Linked DNA regions of Homo sapiens: region 2 is linked to region 1. Evidence: read pairs that join two places in POLR2A ChIA-PET (ENCODE). Cell type or tissue: GM12878. All regions are shown on one strand. Region 1 overlaps ARID4B (AT-rich interaction domain 4B). Region 2 overlaps B3GALNT2 (beta-1,3-N-acetylgalactosaminyltransferase 2).

Region 1 (8,000 bases):
GGAGTGCAGTGACTCGATCTCGGCTCACTGCAAGCTCCGCCTCCCAGGTTCATGCCATTCTCCTGCCTCAGCCTCCCGAGTAGCTGGGCCTACAGGTGCCCACCACCATGCCCGGCTACTTTTTTGTATTTTTAGTAGAGACGGGGTTTCACCTTGTTAGCCTACAGGCACCCGCCACCACACCCGGCTAATTTTTTATATTTTTAGTAGAGACGGGGTTTCACCGGGTTAGCCAGGATGGTCTCCATCTCCTGACCTCGTGATCCACCCGCCTCGGCCTCCCAGAGTGCTGGGATTACAGGCGTGAGCCACCACACCTGGCCATGGTTTTCTTCATTTCCTCGATGTATTCATTTTTTTTATATTCCCTCCCACCAAATTGTGCATTTTAAGCTTGGTTTTTAAATGGTACACTGTTTGGTATATAAATGCAAGTATATTTTGTTCATTCATCTTTTGGAATTATCTCCATTATTTTAATAGTTCATTGGGATTGCTATATATAAAATAGGCTGTTTTCATAGATTTATTGTCACGTGGTTTGTGTTTAAGTACATTTATTAATGATGGTTTTTTGTTTTGTTTTGTTTTGTTTTTTGACAGAGCCTTGCTCTGTCAACCCGGCTGGAGTGCCGTGTTGCAGTCATGGCTCACTGCAGCCTCCATTTCCTGAGCTCTAGCGATCCTCCCGCCTCAGCCTCCTTAGTAGTTGGGACCATACGTGCATGCCACTATGCCTGGCTAATTTTTGTATTTCTGGTAGAGACGGGGTTTCACCCTGTTACCCAAGCTGGTCTTGAACTCCTGAGCTCAAACAATCTACACACCTCGGGCTCCCAAAGTGCTGGGATTGTAGGTGTGAGCCATTGCACCCAGCCTACTGATGGTTTTTATGATCAAATTTAATACTCTTGTTTTCTGATTCTTCTGGCTACATTGGCACTGTAACCAATTTGAATCCCTCACTTTTTAAAATAAACTACCTCAATAAAATGTCATCTAGCATGTTTTGCTTTTTAAAAACCATCTCGAATAATTGAGTATTTCCTAGTCAGTGTCTGTGTTAGCCAGCCATTTGAAGATTTGATTTAACTATTGTCTTTCTAAAACTTAATTTATGTATTTGATGTGCTGCAGCCCAGAGACACATTAGAGATTACTGTTGATTCATTTGTGCACTTCTGTGCTTCCTTGGCATTTTGGCATCTTGAAGGATTATTATCCACTAATAGCTAATTTTAAAATTGCTTATGCTTTTTAGTGTTCCCATGGAATTCAGTGTTTTTTAGGTGCCACTTAGGACATTTCGTAGACTGGCTAGGAAAATAATTATTTAAGCAATGCTGGAAAACTGTGAGGTAGCTGTTGCCTTGACAACCAGAAAACTGTTCTGTTTGCTCAACAAAGGGATGGTAATTTAGTAGTTTAATTTCCTTTTTGGCATGGAGGTGCTACATAAAAACATCTTATTTTAGCCTCTGAGATGATCCATACTACTGATCAGAATTAGAGAAGCAGAGCAAAAAGAAAAGGCAAGAGTTTTTTTTTCTGGCTACGTATAGATAGACATGCATATTTATCAGGGTTGGTGTTGGTCAAAAGAATCTTAGTTAACCTGCTGACATAATCTTTTTTATGTCTCTAAATTGGACCAAAGTAAATTAACCTCAAAATACTGGTGCAATCTTGGTACACTAAGGGGTCGTGATACACTTTTATTATGGAGCATCCCCACAAAGATTTAAGATTCTCTTGCCGCTGGAATTCAACATGATTACTTCATGTCTGGATTGAATAAGGGAGAAAATATTTTAAAGGAACCCCTCTTCCCCACGTATATACACAATTACATTGGCATCTGCTCTATTTATGTGGGAATTTTTTTTATGACTTAACCCATTTGTATATAGACTTAAACATTTTTTTTTAAAAAACAATTGCCTCCCAGGTTGTAAAGTAAAAATAATAGCCTTTATTTGGCAATGTGTGCTGGGCCCTCTTCTAAGCATTTTGTGTGCACCGTCTTACTCCTCATCCTTGTGACAGAACTGTTATTGTATGCTGAGGCACTTAGCTAAGTGGCTTAGCCCAAGGTCACCTCACTACTAAGGGATAGATTTGAAGCTAGGCATCTAGTTTAGGAACATATACCCTTTTTTTTCTTTTCTTTTTTTTTTGAGACAAGGTCTCAGTGTCGCCCAGGTTAGAGTGCGGTGGCGCGATCTCTGCTCACTGCAACCTCAGTCTCTCAGGCTGAAGTGGTCCTCCCACCTTAGCCTCCCTCATAGCCAGGACTACAAGCAGGTGCCACCATGCTTGGCTAATTTTTGTATTTTTAGTAGAAACAGGGTTTTGCCATGTTGCCCAGTCTGGTTTTGAACTCCTGGGCTCAAGCAGTCCGCCCACTTAGGCTTCCTAAAGTGCTGGGATTACAGGTGTGAGCCACTGTGCTTGGCTTGGGAACCTATACTCTTAATTACTGTATTATACTGACTTTTTTTTTTTTTTGAAATGGAGTCTCACAGTGTCGCCTGGGCTGGAGTGCAATGGCACAATCTTGACTCACTGCAACCTCTACCTCCCAGGTTCAAGTGATTCTCCTGCTTTAGCCTCCCGAGTAGCTGGGATTACAGGCGCCCGCCACCACACCTGGCTAATGTTTTGTATTTTTAGTAGAGAGGGGGTTTTCACCATGTTGGCCAGGCTGGTCTCGAATGCCTGACCTCGTGATCCACCTGCCTCAGCCTCCCAAAGTGCTGGGATTATTATAGGCATGAGCCACCGTGCCCAGCCGAAAACTTTTTTTTTTTTTTGAGACGAAGTTTCACTCTTGTTGCCCAGGCTGGAGTGCAACGGCATGATCTCGGCTCACTGCAACCTCCGCCTCCTGAGATCAAGCGATTCTTCTGCCTCAGCCTCCCGTGTAGCTGGGATTACAGGCGCCCGCCACCATGCCTGGCTAATTTTTTATATTTTAAGTAGAGATGGGGTTTCACCATGTTGACCAGGCTTGTCTCGAACTCCTGACCTTCAGGTAATCCACCCGCCTTGGCCTCCCAAAGTGCTGGGATTACAGGCATGAGCCACCTTGCCCAGCCAAAATGTGGTTTTGCCCCTCGAATATTAAGAAGAAATAAGGAAGGGAACCAAATCTGAATTACTATTGATAAAATGACTTGTTTGTCCACATCAAGTGTTTCATAATATTAATTATAACTTCCTAGCTGACTACCTCAGACATCACAATGGAGTGCTTTCTAATATTGACTCTGTTTTTTTGATGTGGCAGCTGAAGCTTAGAGAGGTGAGAGGTTCAGTAGCCTACAAAAACTCATCTAGTTGGTGTAAGGAGTAGAGCTTGGATTAGGACCTTGCCTCTCTGCTTTCAAAGCCTGTGCTATTAATCAGTCTGCTCTATTACCTCATGTTAAAGTAATGATAGAGTGATACCTTATGCCCAGCTAAAATTACATACTCAAATCTGACCACCTCAGTTATGGATTTGATTTGGGTTTCTGTGTAAAGTCTCATTCATATTTTGGTTGGCATTGAAAAATAGTTTGACAGTTTCATTCTAGATGATTATATATGTCTCAAAACTTGCCGTTCTGACCACCTTTGTAATGCCAGTGCTTTGATATAGGCTTGCTAAACAATTATGTGTAAGATTCAAATTATTGTGCTGAATGAGAATTTAGGAACAGAAAAGTAACTTACCTGAGATAATGTATAATAAATAGAGGTGGCAGCAGTAAGATCAGAACACAGATCACTGCTTTTTCTGTGCTCTTTCTAACGAATTAACACTGCTCTGATGATGTGTTTCAGTTTTAGCAGCTTTTATTAGACTTTGGTTTCCTTCTGCAAGTCTTTTTTTTTTGAGATGGAGTCTCGCTCTGTCACCCAGGCTGGAGTGCAGTGGCACGATCTTGGCTCACTGCAAGCCCCGCCTCCCAGGTTCACGCCATTCTCCTGCCTCAGCCTCCTGAGTAGCTAGGACTACAGGTGTGCGCCACCACGCCCAGCTATTTTTTTGTATTTTTTTTTTTTAGTAGAGACGGGGTTTCACCGTGTTAGCCAGGATGGTTTTGATCTCCTGACCTCGTGATCCGCCCGCCTCAGCCTCCCAAAGTGGTGGGATTACAGGTGTGAGTCCCGCGCCCAGCCCTCCTTCTGCAAGTCTTTCTAAAGGCATTTTCTTTATATGCCTTGTAATTCCTTTTCCTGTGTTCTAGCATGAAGGAAAGAAAATATTGCCCTTCAAAAGAATAGTTTGCCCCACAATAATTTGAAGTAATAAATACCCTTCTCCCGTCAACACGGATTTTTATATTGTTGAAGATGTGGGATGGGCTTAATTTGGGGGCGGAGGGAGTCCCCTTTCTCAAATTCAGCTTTAATAAATATGCCCAATAAGCAAATCTGCAGTTTGCTGTAGTTGAAATGTTGCTAGTGTCTGTGAATGTTAATGAAAAGAATACGCAAATGGGTTTCTGAATACTAATAGTCTAAAGATGTTAGTATTCTATACCCTATTTTTGTTAAGAATTATCTATTAAAAATTTAAAAGTGTATCAATTCCTAAATTTTTATATGTTCCTCAGTAGGTACAAATATGCAACTTTTAGTTGATTTATTGTTCTCTTCTATGTTTCATAATTTTAGTTGCCTCATCAGTTTTAATTTATTTTTAACTATACTGTTTGTCTCTGAAAATAAAATTTTACTGGCTAGTATGGCAGAATGTGTTAATAGAGGAGGTTGCAAATTGTGGAAAGTTATGAGCCTGTGGTCATGAAGACTGCCCTGCCATTTGGGTTTTTATAGCAGTAATACCCAGTACCAATTGAACCACAAAGTGAACTGAAATTTCCTTAAATTGTTTCTCTCTCTATAAAACATTTAAAAAAAATTTAATTGATGAGTAAAGCTTGAATATATTCAGTATGTGCAACATGATGAATTGATGTACATTTTATGATTACCACAGTTAAATTAACAAACACATTCATTATCACTTGTGCTGTACATTATATTCCCATCCTTATGATAAAAATTTTTTTTTAATTAATTGAGATAGGATCTTGCTGTGTTGCTTGGGCTGATCTTGAACTCCTGAGCTCAAGCAGTCCTGCTTCGGCCTCCCAAATTGCTGGGATTACAGGTGTGAGCCACAATGCGTGGCCATTTTTATGATTTTGGAGCGAAGTGGTGTGAGTCCCTTTTCATATTATTGCTTAAATAAAGCCACTAGTATGCCTGGAATGTAACCATAATTTTGGCCAGGGAAAATGATATTTTAAGAGACCTAAGGCAGGTAGGTAAAGTAGAAATGCATTTATTCACTAGGTACAACAGCAATGTAAAGTTATCAAGTTGTAGTTAATAATATAAAAAAATTAGAAAGTATTAGTGCAGAAATGATTATCTTTCTGTAAGGGTATATTCCCATTATGGTATAAATGAACTGATGAATAGGCATTTTCCTAAGTTGATTTTAAAAATTGTATAACTGATATGTTTTGAGTTTACTTTTTATGAAATACATGGAATGTGAAGCAGGTGGCCATTATGGAGGTCTGATATAATTGTGGGCACTCCTGTTATAGCACTAGAATATTGTTTTTTTCCCTTTTTCTTTGGGAAATAGATTACTCTGTATGATAGCTACAACTTTTAGGGGAGAATTTATTTTAAAATCTAAATGAAATTATTCTTTCATTATTTATTACTCGTAACAGCATTTCTCACTTTATATTCTATGGGATTTCTGTAGGATGTTAATAGATGTCAATAGAAAAGAAAGGGTTCTTTGGACAAATAGATTGGGAAATGTTGAGTTAAAATGTAATCATTTTCTCTATTATAGGGTTTCTCAGATCTTTTAGCTTACATTTATGAATCTCCAAAGTTGAGGCAGAGAAGTAATTCATTCAATATAGTGAATTTCCCCCAACTCCTGCCTCCTTTCCTTTTGGTGGAACGTCCTGGGATGTTAGTACTTTTTATAAAGCACTTTGGAAAAAGCTTACTTCCATGATTTTCCTTTGGCTATGGAATTACTATAAGCAGAAGAACTCCTTAGAAATAAAAATGTAGAAATGTACCTGAATGTAAAACGTAAGAGCAGCTATTAAAAACTAAATCACAACTGAGGAAACATAAATATTAGTTAAGGTAGAAGAGTAAATATCCAGCGAATCCCTCCTATTAAAGCATTTAAGATATTTTGGCTTCAAAGTTTTGAGACTTTCCAGATGACTTTCTTCATATAGTTTTCACTAGTAGTTTAAATATACTAACTTTTCTCCCTTGTATGCTATACTACATTCTTTTTTGTTTGCTTTTTTGAGACAGGGTCTTACTCTGTGGCCCAGGCTAGAGTTCAGTGGCACGATCACTTTTCACTCGAGTCTCGACCTCTTGGGCTCAAGCACTCCTCCCACTTCAGTCTCCCAAGTAGCTAGGAGTACAGGCGCATGGCACCATAGCCAGCCAGTTTTTATTTTTTTATTTTGTAGAGTTGAGTTTTCCCTATGTTGCTTGGGGTGGTCTCAAACTCCTGGGCTCAAGTGATCCTCCAGCCTTGGCCTTCCAAAGTTCTGGGATTATAGGCAGGAACCACCACACCAGGCACTACACTAAACTACCTTAGACTTTTCTAGATAGAGATATAACAGAGCTATTCTGAATCTGGGTGACTGCCAAGATACAGCCTAAATATTAGAAGATTTCCCCCCCACCCCAGAATTTGAGCTTTAAAGATCTGCCTTCTGGCCAACGGACCCTTTTCTTGTAAGTGGTCATAGAATAAATAAATATTTGAATGAATGAGTGACTAGAGGGGTATACTTGTGAGTGAGCTAATTCATATCATGGACCATATGTATTTAATGGAAATAAGATACCTTTATATTTTATGTGATGTACATTTAAATAGTCTTTATGATAAACATTTTACTTGTTTTTTAATTTATAGTATTTTATAGATTGGTCTTGTTAACATACATTTCATATTTATAACTGTTGTAGCTTAACAAGATTAGGCTCACTATTCTGAGGTCTGATTATGGGAAAGAATTAGAGAGTTTAAATCTAATTATATTTCTTTGCATTTTTAGGCCCTTGATGAGCCTCCCTATTTGACAGTGGGCACTGATGTGAGTGCTAAATACAGAGGAGCCTTTTGTGAAGCCAAGATCAAGACAGCAAAAAGACTTGTCAAAGTCAAGGTACAGTATTTATAGATTTCATAAATTGTATGTTCAGCATTTGATATGTAAACTTTTATTTGGTGAGTGTATTTAAGATTTTTCTGCAAAATAAGTTTCTAGGAGTGAAGGTTGTAAAAATACCTCAAAACAAAGCATTTTTTGTTATTTTAAAAGTATTATAATTGGAAAGAAATTAGATTATCACAGTTGGTATTTTGAATGCCATTTCACTATAGACGTCTTATTGTTTGTATAGTGTTTTAGAGCTGGAAAGGAAGTTAGAAGTCATCTAGTTTAATTGCTTCATTTTATTACAAGAAAAATGAGGCTCGGAGAGGGTTAGTGATTTCTCCAAGGCCATTATGCCAAATTCATGGCAGAATTGGAACTACCATAGTTCATCAATTTTAAGGCATCACCCCCTCTATTTCAGCCATAAAATTAGAATGTGACTTGTAATTGATGGTGCCTTAGATAACAGTGAAATAAGGTACATCTAGTTGTTGACTCCTTATGCTCTGCCTTTCTTGAAACATCTTTCTAAAGTACTTGAGTTTTGTCTTAATATAGAAAAAGGAGTGTAATTGCTTCCATTTTAATAAATTATCAGCACTGAAAAATACCAGACAAGTGAACTTGAATATAGACATTTATTCATTTGTCAATAATTTATTGAGTGACAAACCTTTTGCAGGGAACTTTTAGGTGGGAAGGAGGATGGGGATATTAGGATGAGATTGACCTGATCTGTCCTCAAGGAATTTATAATCTAGATTAGCAGATACC
Region 2 (8,000 bases), 200 kb before region 1:
CACTGCAATCTCCTTCTCCCAGGTTCAAGTGATACTCCTGCCTCAGCCTCCAGAGTAGCTGGGATTATAGGCACACACCACCATGCCTAGCTAATTTTTCTGTATTTTTAGTAGAGACAGGGTTTCACCGTATTAGCTAGGATGGTCTTGATGTCTTGTCCTCGTGATCCGCCCGCCTCCGCCTCCCAAAGTGCTGGGATTACAGGTGTGAGCCACTGCGCCTGGCCTACAAACATATTTTAAATTAAATGACAAGTTACTACAGTGACCTCAGATTACTTGTTCTACTGGCCTTAAAACATTGCTTTGTACAGTACAACTCTGAAAAGATCTGTTTAAGAATAGCCAAGCAGTAGCTCTCTTGATTAAATGAAGGTGTAGAAAAAATACTGTAAATACACTGAGTATGGACTCTTAACTGTCTGATCTAGCCCACAACAGCCAGACAATACTCTGGTAGATGTACCATAGTGGTTTACTGTATACAGAAGTAAAACAGTTCACTCTGAGTAAGGCCATTGGGTAACTTTTGAAGAGAGATAACTCTTTAATAATAAAAGATTCTCCATTCTAAGAAGTAGAAAGGACTGTCATTGGCTGCTGGCACAATAGGCTTAAGCACCTTCAACAACATCAACAGGCTGGGCACAGTGGCCCACACCTGTAATCCCAGCACTTTGGGAGACCGAGGCGGGAGGATCACTTGAGCCCAGGAGTTCAAGACCAGCCTGGGCAGCACAGTGAGACCTCTTCTCTACAAAAAATTTATAAATATTAGCTGGGCATGGTGGTGCACACCTGTAGTGCTAGCTGCTTGTAAGGCTGAGATGGGAAGATTGTATGTTCAAGGCTAGAATGAGATATCATTGCACCACTGCACTCAGCCTGAGCATCAGAGTGAAACCCTGTCTGTAAAATGAAATTAGGCCGGGTGTGGTGGCTCACGCCTGTAATCCCAGCACTGTGGGAGGCTGAGGCAGGCGGATCACCTGAGGTCAGGAGTTCGAGACCAGCCTGACCAATATGGTGAAACACTGTCTCTTATTTGAAAAAAAAAAAAAAAGAAAAATTAAAAATTAAAAAAAAATTTTTTTTTAATCAATATACAGTAGAGTTCAATTTGAATATTTGGAACAGACTGTTAATTTTGAGCCTTTCTCTGCATGGTCTCTTAACTTTAAAGCATGCCAAGATGTATTTGAACTCATGAGAATTTTTAGTTTCCAAAAAATCAAAGGTCGTAATACATATTTTTTTAAGTGGTGGGGTTGGGATGTAAAATCAATTGCTTTTTGTACTACTAGAGTAGCAAGTACATAAACATGATTCTATGTAAGTTGCAATTCTGAACACCTTATGGAATGTTGGGTATATCTTATCTTTAGTATTGTAATTAGATAACAAAAATAGTAGAATACCGTATGTCATCCTGATATTATAAGCCTCCAGTGCACCAGCATCTTACATGCATTTATCTGCTGCAAGTGGAGTCATATTATGATTTTTGTCAAATCGATTTTAAAATATGATCAGTGTATTTTTAGTAATGAATCACTGAGTACATTCTTATTCCTTTCAGGCTGGGGAGGGTGCATTGCCTCATGAATTCTTGGAAGGTGTGGAGGGAGTTGCAGGTGGTTTTATATATACTATTCAGGGTAAGTTTGCTAGTTGAAACTTGAAAAGTACACTGAATGTCTTATACTTAATCTTTATACTTGAGAGAAAAGGATTTTTTCTTTTTTGTCTTTTAAAAAACTTTATTCAGATAAAATTCACCCTTTTAAAGTGGTTCAGTGGTTTTAGTGTATTCTTAGAGTTCTACAACCGGCTCCACCTCCCAAAAGGAAACCCCACACCCATTAGCAGTTACTCCTCATTCTTACCTCCCCAACCCCCCACCCCCTAACAACTACTGATGCACTTTCTTTCTCTATGGATTTGCCTGTTTTGAACATTTCACATAAATGGAAATGCACAGTACGTACTCTGTGTGTCAGTTTCTTTGCTGTAACATGTGTTCCAGGTCTGTCCATTTTGTATGTATCAGTACTTCTTTTTTATGATCATATAATATTCTATTGCATCGATATGCCCTATTTTATTCATTCATTAATGGATGGACATTTAGATTGCTTCTACTTTTTGAATATGAATAATTCTGTAGTAAACATGTAGGTACAAGTTTTTGTGTGGTCATATATTTCCATTTCTCTTAAATGTCTAGGAGTAGAAGACCTGGGTCATATAATTGTGTGTTTAATCACTTGAGGCACTGCCAGGTTGTTTTCTAAAGCAGCAGCCCACTTTACATTTCCATAGTCAGTATATGAGGATTCTAGTTTCTCCATATTCTTGTCAACACTTAATAAATTGTCTGTCTTTTAAAATATACCAATCCTAGTGGGTGTAAATTGTTATTTCATTGTGATTTTTATTCGTATTTCCATAATAACTAATGATGTTGAGCATTTTCTTCATGTGCTTATTGGCCATTTGTATATCTTCCTTTTTTGTTTCGTTGTTTTTCTTTTTTTCTGAGACGAGGCCTCACTCTGTTGCCCAGGCTGGAGTGCAGTGGCATGATCACAGCTCACTGTAGCCTTGACCTCCCCGGGCTCAAGTGAACTTCCCATTTCAGCCTCCCGAATAGCTGGGACTACAAGTGCATGCCACCATGCCCAGCTAATTATTAAATGTTTTGTAGAGACAGGGTTTTGTCATATTGCTGAGGCTGCACACTGTTAACAGGGTGAATTATTATGGTATATGAACTAGATGTGGGAAGTGAGGGAGGGAGGAGGGGGAGGAAGTGAGGGAGGAAGGGGTGGAGAGAGGGAGAAGGTGGTGAGGGAGGGAGGGGTGGAGGGAAGAAGGGAGGAAAGGAGGGGAGAGAGAGTCATTTGTATATCTTTAGAGAAATATCTATTCAGATCCTTTGCCCATTTATAAAATTATTTTATTGTTGAATTGTAAGAGTTCTTTATATATGCTGGATACAAGTCCCTTATCAGATACATGCTTTGCAAATGGTGCCCTTTAACACACAAAAGTTGTAAATTTTGATGAAGTCCAATTTTGTCACATGTTTTTGCTGTCATATGTAAGGAACTATTGTCTAATGTGAGGTCACAAAGATTTGTGCCTTTGTTTTACAGTTCCAAGAGTTTTATAGTTTTAGCACTTATACGTAGGTCTTGGATCCATGTTCATTTTCATATATGGCATGAAATAGAGGTTTAACTTCATTCTTTTGCATGTGGATATCCAGTTGTCCCAGCACCCATTTGTTGAAAATCAGTGACTGTAGATGTAAGGATTTACTTGAGGACTCTCAATTCTATTCCATTGATCTATGTGTCTGCGTCTTTAACCAGTACTACACTGTCTTGATTATGTAGCTTTTTAGTAAGATTTGAAATTGGGAGGCTGGGCACGGTGGCTCACTCCTGTAATCCCAGCACTTTGGGAGCCCGAGGCAGGTGGATCACGAGGTCAGGAGTTCGAGACCAGCCTGACCAACATGGTGAAACCCTGTCTCTACTAAAAATACAAAAAAATTAGCCAGGCATGGTGTCGGGCGCCTGTAATCCCAGCTACTCCAGAGGCTGAGGCAGAAGAATCGCTTGAACCTGGGAGGCAGAGGTTGCATTGAGCTGAGATTGCCACTGCATTTCATCCTGGGTGACAGCAAGACTCCGTCTCAAAAAAAAAAAAAAAAAAAAAAGAAATTAGGAAATGTGAATCCTCCAACCTTGTTCTTTTTCAAGCTTGATTGGCTATTCTGGGTCTCTTGCACTTCCATATGAATTTTATGATCAGCTTGTTAATTTGTGCAAAAAAAAAAAAGAAAACCTAGCTGGAATGTTTTAAGGGATTGCATATATATATATGCATATATATGAATAAATATATAATTTCAATCGGTTTTGGGGGAGCAGGTGGTGTTTGATTACATGAATAAGTTCTTTAGCGGTGATTTCTGAGATTTTGGTGCACCCATCACCCAAGCAGTGTACACTGTAACCAGTGTGTAGTCTTATTCCTACCCCCTCCCACCCTGTCCCCACCAAGTCCCCAAAGTCCATTGTATCATTCTTATGCCTTTGCATCCTCATAGCTTAGCTCCCACTTATGAGTGAGAACATACGATGTTTGGATTTCCATTCCTGAGTTACTTTACTTAGAATAATGGCCTCCAACTGCACGCAGGTGCTGTGAATGCCATTATTTTGTTTCTTTTTATGGCTGAGTAGTACTCCATGGTATATATATATATACCACATTTTCTTTACTCATTGATTGATGGGCATTTGGGCTGGTTCCATATTTTTGCAGTTGCAAATTATGCTGCTATAAACATGCATGTGCAAGTATCTTTTTCATATAATGACTTACTTTCCTAATGGGATCGCTGGATCAAATGGTAGATCTACCTTTAGTTCTTCAAGGAATCTCCACACTGTTTTCCATAGTGGTTGTACTAGTTCACATTCCCATCAGGGATTGCATTCTATCTGTGGATCAACCTGGGGAGTATTGCCGTGTTAACAGTATTAAGTCTTTGAACATCCATGTCTTATTAAATTTCCTTCAATGATGTTTGATTTTTCAGTATAAAAGTCTTGCACTTCTTTTGTTAAATTATTAAATACTTATGTTATCTTTTTGATGCTGTTGTAAGTGGAATTGTTTTTCTAATTTAATTTTAAGATTGTTCATTGCGAGTATATAGACATACAGATTGTTTTTGTGATTGATCTGTGTGCTGCAACATTGCTGAACAGATCCATGTATTTATTACTTAATCATTTTAAAGTTAGACCTTATGATTTTCTACATGCAAGGTCATTTCATCTGTAAGAAGAGAGAGTTTTGCTTCTTCCTTTTCAATCTGGATGCCTTTTTTCTTATCTGATTGTCCTGGCTAGAACATGTATGTTGAATAGAAGTGGCAAAAGCAGACATCCTTTCATTTTCCTGACATATTAATTTATGCTCATATTTTTCAGATACATGCAGTGAAACAAAATGTGTTACTAGTCTAAAAGGCTTGTATTTAATTTCTGCACTCCTGTTGTTACAAGCCATTTTCCTGTTACAATTTTATAACACTTTCACTTTCCATCAAGTGTTAAATTATACAGATGCTCCTTGACTTACAATGTTACATCCTGTTGAACCCATGTTAAGTTAAAAATGTATGTTGAAAATGCATTTCATACACTTAGCCTGCCGAATGTTATAGCTTAGCCTCACCTACCTTAAACTTGCTCAGGACACTTACATTAGCCCACAGTTGGGCAAAATAATCTAACACAAAGCCTATTCCATAATAAAGGTTGAACATCTCACAAGACTGTAGTCACATGAGAAACAGAATGGTTGCATATGTACTCAAAGCATGGTTTCTGGTGAACACATATTGTTTTTACATTATCGTAAAGTCCAAAAATTGTAAGTCTAAACAGGAGGTCAGGCCAGGTGCAGTAGCTCAATGCCTGTAATCCCAGCACTTTGGGAGGCCAAGGCAGGTGGATCACGAGGTCAGGAGTTCGAGACCAGCCAGACCAACATGGTGAAACCCCATCTATACTAAAAATACAAAAATTAGCTAGGCATGGTGGCGCACGCCTGTAATCCTAGCTACTCGAGAGGCTCAGGTAGGAGAATCGCTTGAACCTGGGAGGCAGAGGTTGCAGTGAGCCGAGATAGCGCTACTGCACTCCAGCCTGGGTGACAGAGTGAGACTCCATCTCAAAAAAAAAAAAAAAAAAAAAAAAAAACAGGAGGTCATCTACCCCTGTGTTTCTCAAAGGCTGGTCTGTGTTCTGCCTACCTGCATCAGGGTCGCAGCAGTGGCCATTAAAAATATAGATTCCTGGGAGCAGGTGCAGAAGGAAAAAAAATAGATTCCTGGGCTCCACCCCAGACCTACTGAATCTTTAGGCTTGGGGCCCAGGAATCTGCATTTCAGCAAGCATTCCCAAGAATCACTGATTGAATCCAGCACCATTTTCTACAGGTGAGACTGCTGTGGTCTAGAGACAACAGAACTTGTCCAGTATCTCACAAGTCATGAGAGGCAGAAGTCAGATATAGGCCTTCAGCTTCCCACCTCATCCTTTCCATTTGCAGTGACAAAGAGTGCAGTGCTAAATTGTATTTCATTTCCTTTGCCACCCTCAGCAGCTCATTTTCTTTGTATTTTTCAAAATTTTTCTTTAATTTGATTGAGACATTTTTAGGAAATCCTGACGTCTCCTGCCACAGCGAAAGAATTGCCTTAAATCAGTAGGATCTGGGGACAGTCCCTGCACACGTGACAAGTGACTCATTAACTTGTGAAGTGGCAAATAAATTGTCTTTTAAGCACATTAGTAATCATTTTTATTATGAAATATCATGGCCAGGCATAGTGGCTCTCGCCTGTAGTCCCAGAACTTTGGGAGGCTCCCAGAAACTTGGGAGGCAAGAGGATCTCTTGAGCCCAGGATTTAGAGACCAGCCTGGACAACATAGCGAGACCCCATCTCTACAAAAAACTTGAAAATTTCCTGGGTATGGTGACAGGTGCCGGGAGTACCAGCTACTTGGGAAGCTGAGGTGGGAGGATCACTTGAGCCCAGGAAGTTGAGGCTGCAGTAAGCTATAATTACACCACTGCATTCTAGCCCGGGTGATAGAACAAGACCCTGTCTCAAAAAAAAAAAAACAAAGGAAATAATCATAAATACACCAGAAATAGTACAGAAACAGCCAGGTACCCAGTGCTCAGAATTAACAATTTTTTATTTACATTTTTTCTTATTCATTTCTAATTTTTTTTTTTTTTTTTTAAATAAAACATGGCCAGGCACAGTCGCTCATGCCTGTAATCTTAGCACTTTGGGAGGCTGAGGCAGGTGGATCACCTGAGGTTAGGAGTTCGAGACCAGCCTGGCCAACATGGCAAAACCCTGCCTCTTGTTACAAACAATTTTTACAATTGTTTGTAAAAATACAAACAATTAGCTGGGCACAGTGGCAGGCGCCTGTAATCCCAGCTACTCATGAGGGAGGCTGAGACAGGAGAATGCTTGAACCCGGGAGGTGGAGATTACAGTGAGCTGAGATCGTGCCATTGTACTCCAGTCTGTGCAACAGAGTGAGACTGTGTCTCAAAAACAAAAAAGAAAGAGGAAAGAAAGAAAACATTATATGCCTGGTGCAGTGGCTCACGCCTGTAATCCCAGCACTTTGGGAGGCTGAGGCAGGTGGATCATTTGAGGTCAGGAGTTCGAGACCAGCTGGCCAACATGGTGAAACTCCGTCTCTACTAAAAATACAAAAATTAGCCGGGCGTGGTAGCTAACACCTGTAATCCCAGCTACTCGGGAGGCTGAGGCAGGAGAATCACTTGAATCTGGGAGGTGGAGGTTGCAGTGAGCCAAGATCATGCCATTGCACTCCAGCCTGGGCAACAGAGTGAGACTCTGTCTCAAAAAAAGAAAAAAAAGAAAACATTGTAGGTACAGTTGAAACCTTTTCCTTGTGGTTCTCCCTAGATGTATTCCTCTTCCCTCTCCTCAAAGGGGGTGCCACTTCCCTAAAATTCATGTGTACCCTTCCCATTCTTATTTTTCTACTTTGAACATATTTACGTCTCTTTATTTATTTATTTATTTGAGACAGGGTCTCGCTGTGTTGCCTAGGCTGGATGGAGTTCAGTGGTGTAATCATAGCTCACTGCAGCCTTGAACTCCTGGGCTCCAGGGATCCTCCTGCCTTGGCCTCCCAAGAAGCTGGGACCAGAGGCATGCACCACTATGCCTGGCTAATTTTTAAATTTTATTTAGAGATGGGGTCTCCCTATATAACCTAGAGTGATCTCAAACTCCTGGGCTTAAGCGATTCTCCTCCCTCGGCTTCACGGAGTGCTGGGATTACAGGCATAAGCCACCACGCCTGACCATGTCTTTAAATAACATAGTTTTGAGTGTTTTATAATTGATATCTGT

Evidence for each region. Peaks named below come from ENCODE experiments on the same cell type or tissue, not always from the same donor. Only the 100,000 strongest peaks of a DNase experiment are listed, where the experiment ranks them.
Region 2: POLR2A ChIA-PET joins it to region 1 with 6 read pairs; 3 of 35 experiments call an interaction of 5 or more read pairs at or near these places.

Annotation. Positions count from the first base shown.
Region 1 is chr1:235,259,874-235,267,873 of GRCh38, reverse strand. It overlaps ARID4B (AT-rich interaction domain 4B), which reads left to right. Exons shown (of 24, transcript NM_016374.6): 3 at 7,122-7,232. Among named protein-coding and RNA genes, the nearest start is that of ARID4B, 64 kb to the left of the region's middle. In GM12878, no CTCF peak of the experiment used is centred here; no DNase peak of the experiment used is centred here; H3K27ac peaks cover 273 bases.
Region 2 is chr1:235,459,294-235,467,293 of GRCh38, reverse strand. It overlaps B3GALNT2 (beta-1,3-N-acetylgalactosaminyltransferase 2), which reads left to right. Exons shown (of 12, transcript NM_152490.5): 7 at 1,580-1,658. Among named protein-coding and RNA genes, the nearest start is that of B3GALNT2, 41 kb to the left of the region's middle. In GM12878, no CTCF peak of the experiment used is centred here; no DNase peak of the experiment used is centred here; H3K27ac peaks cover 418 bases.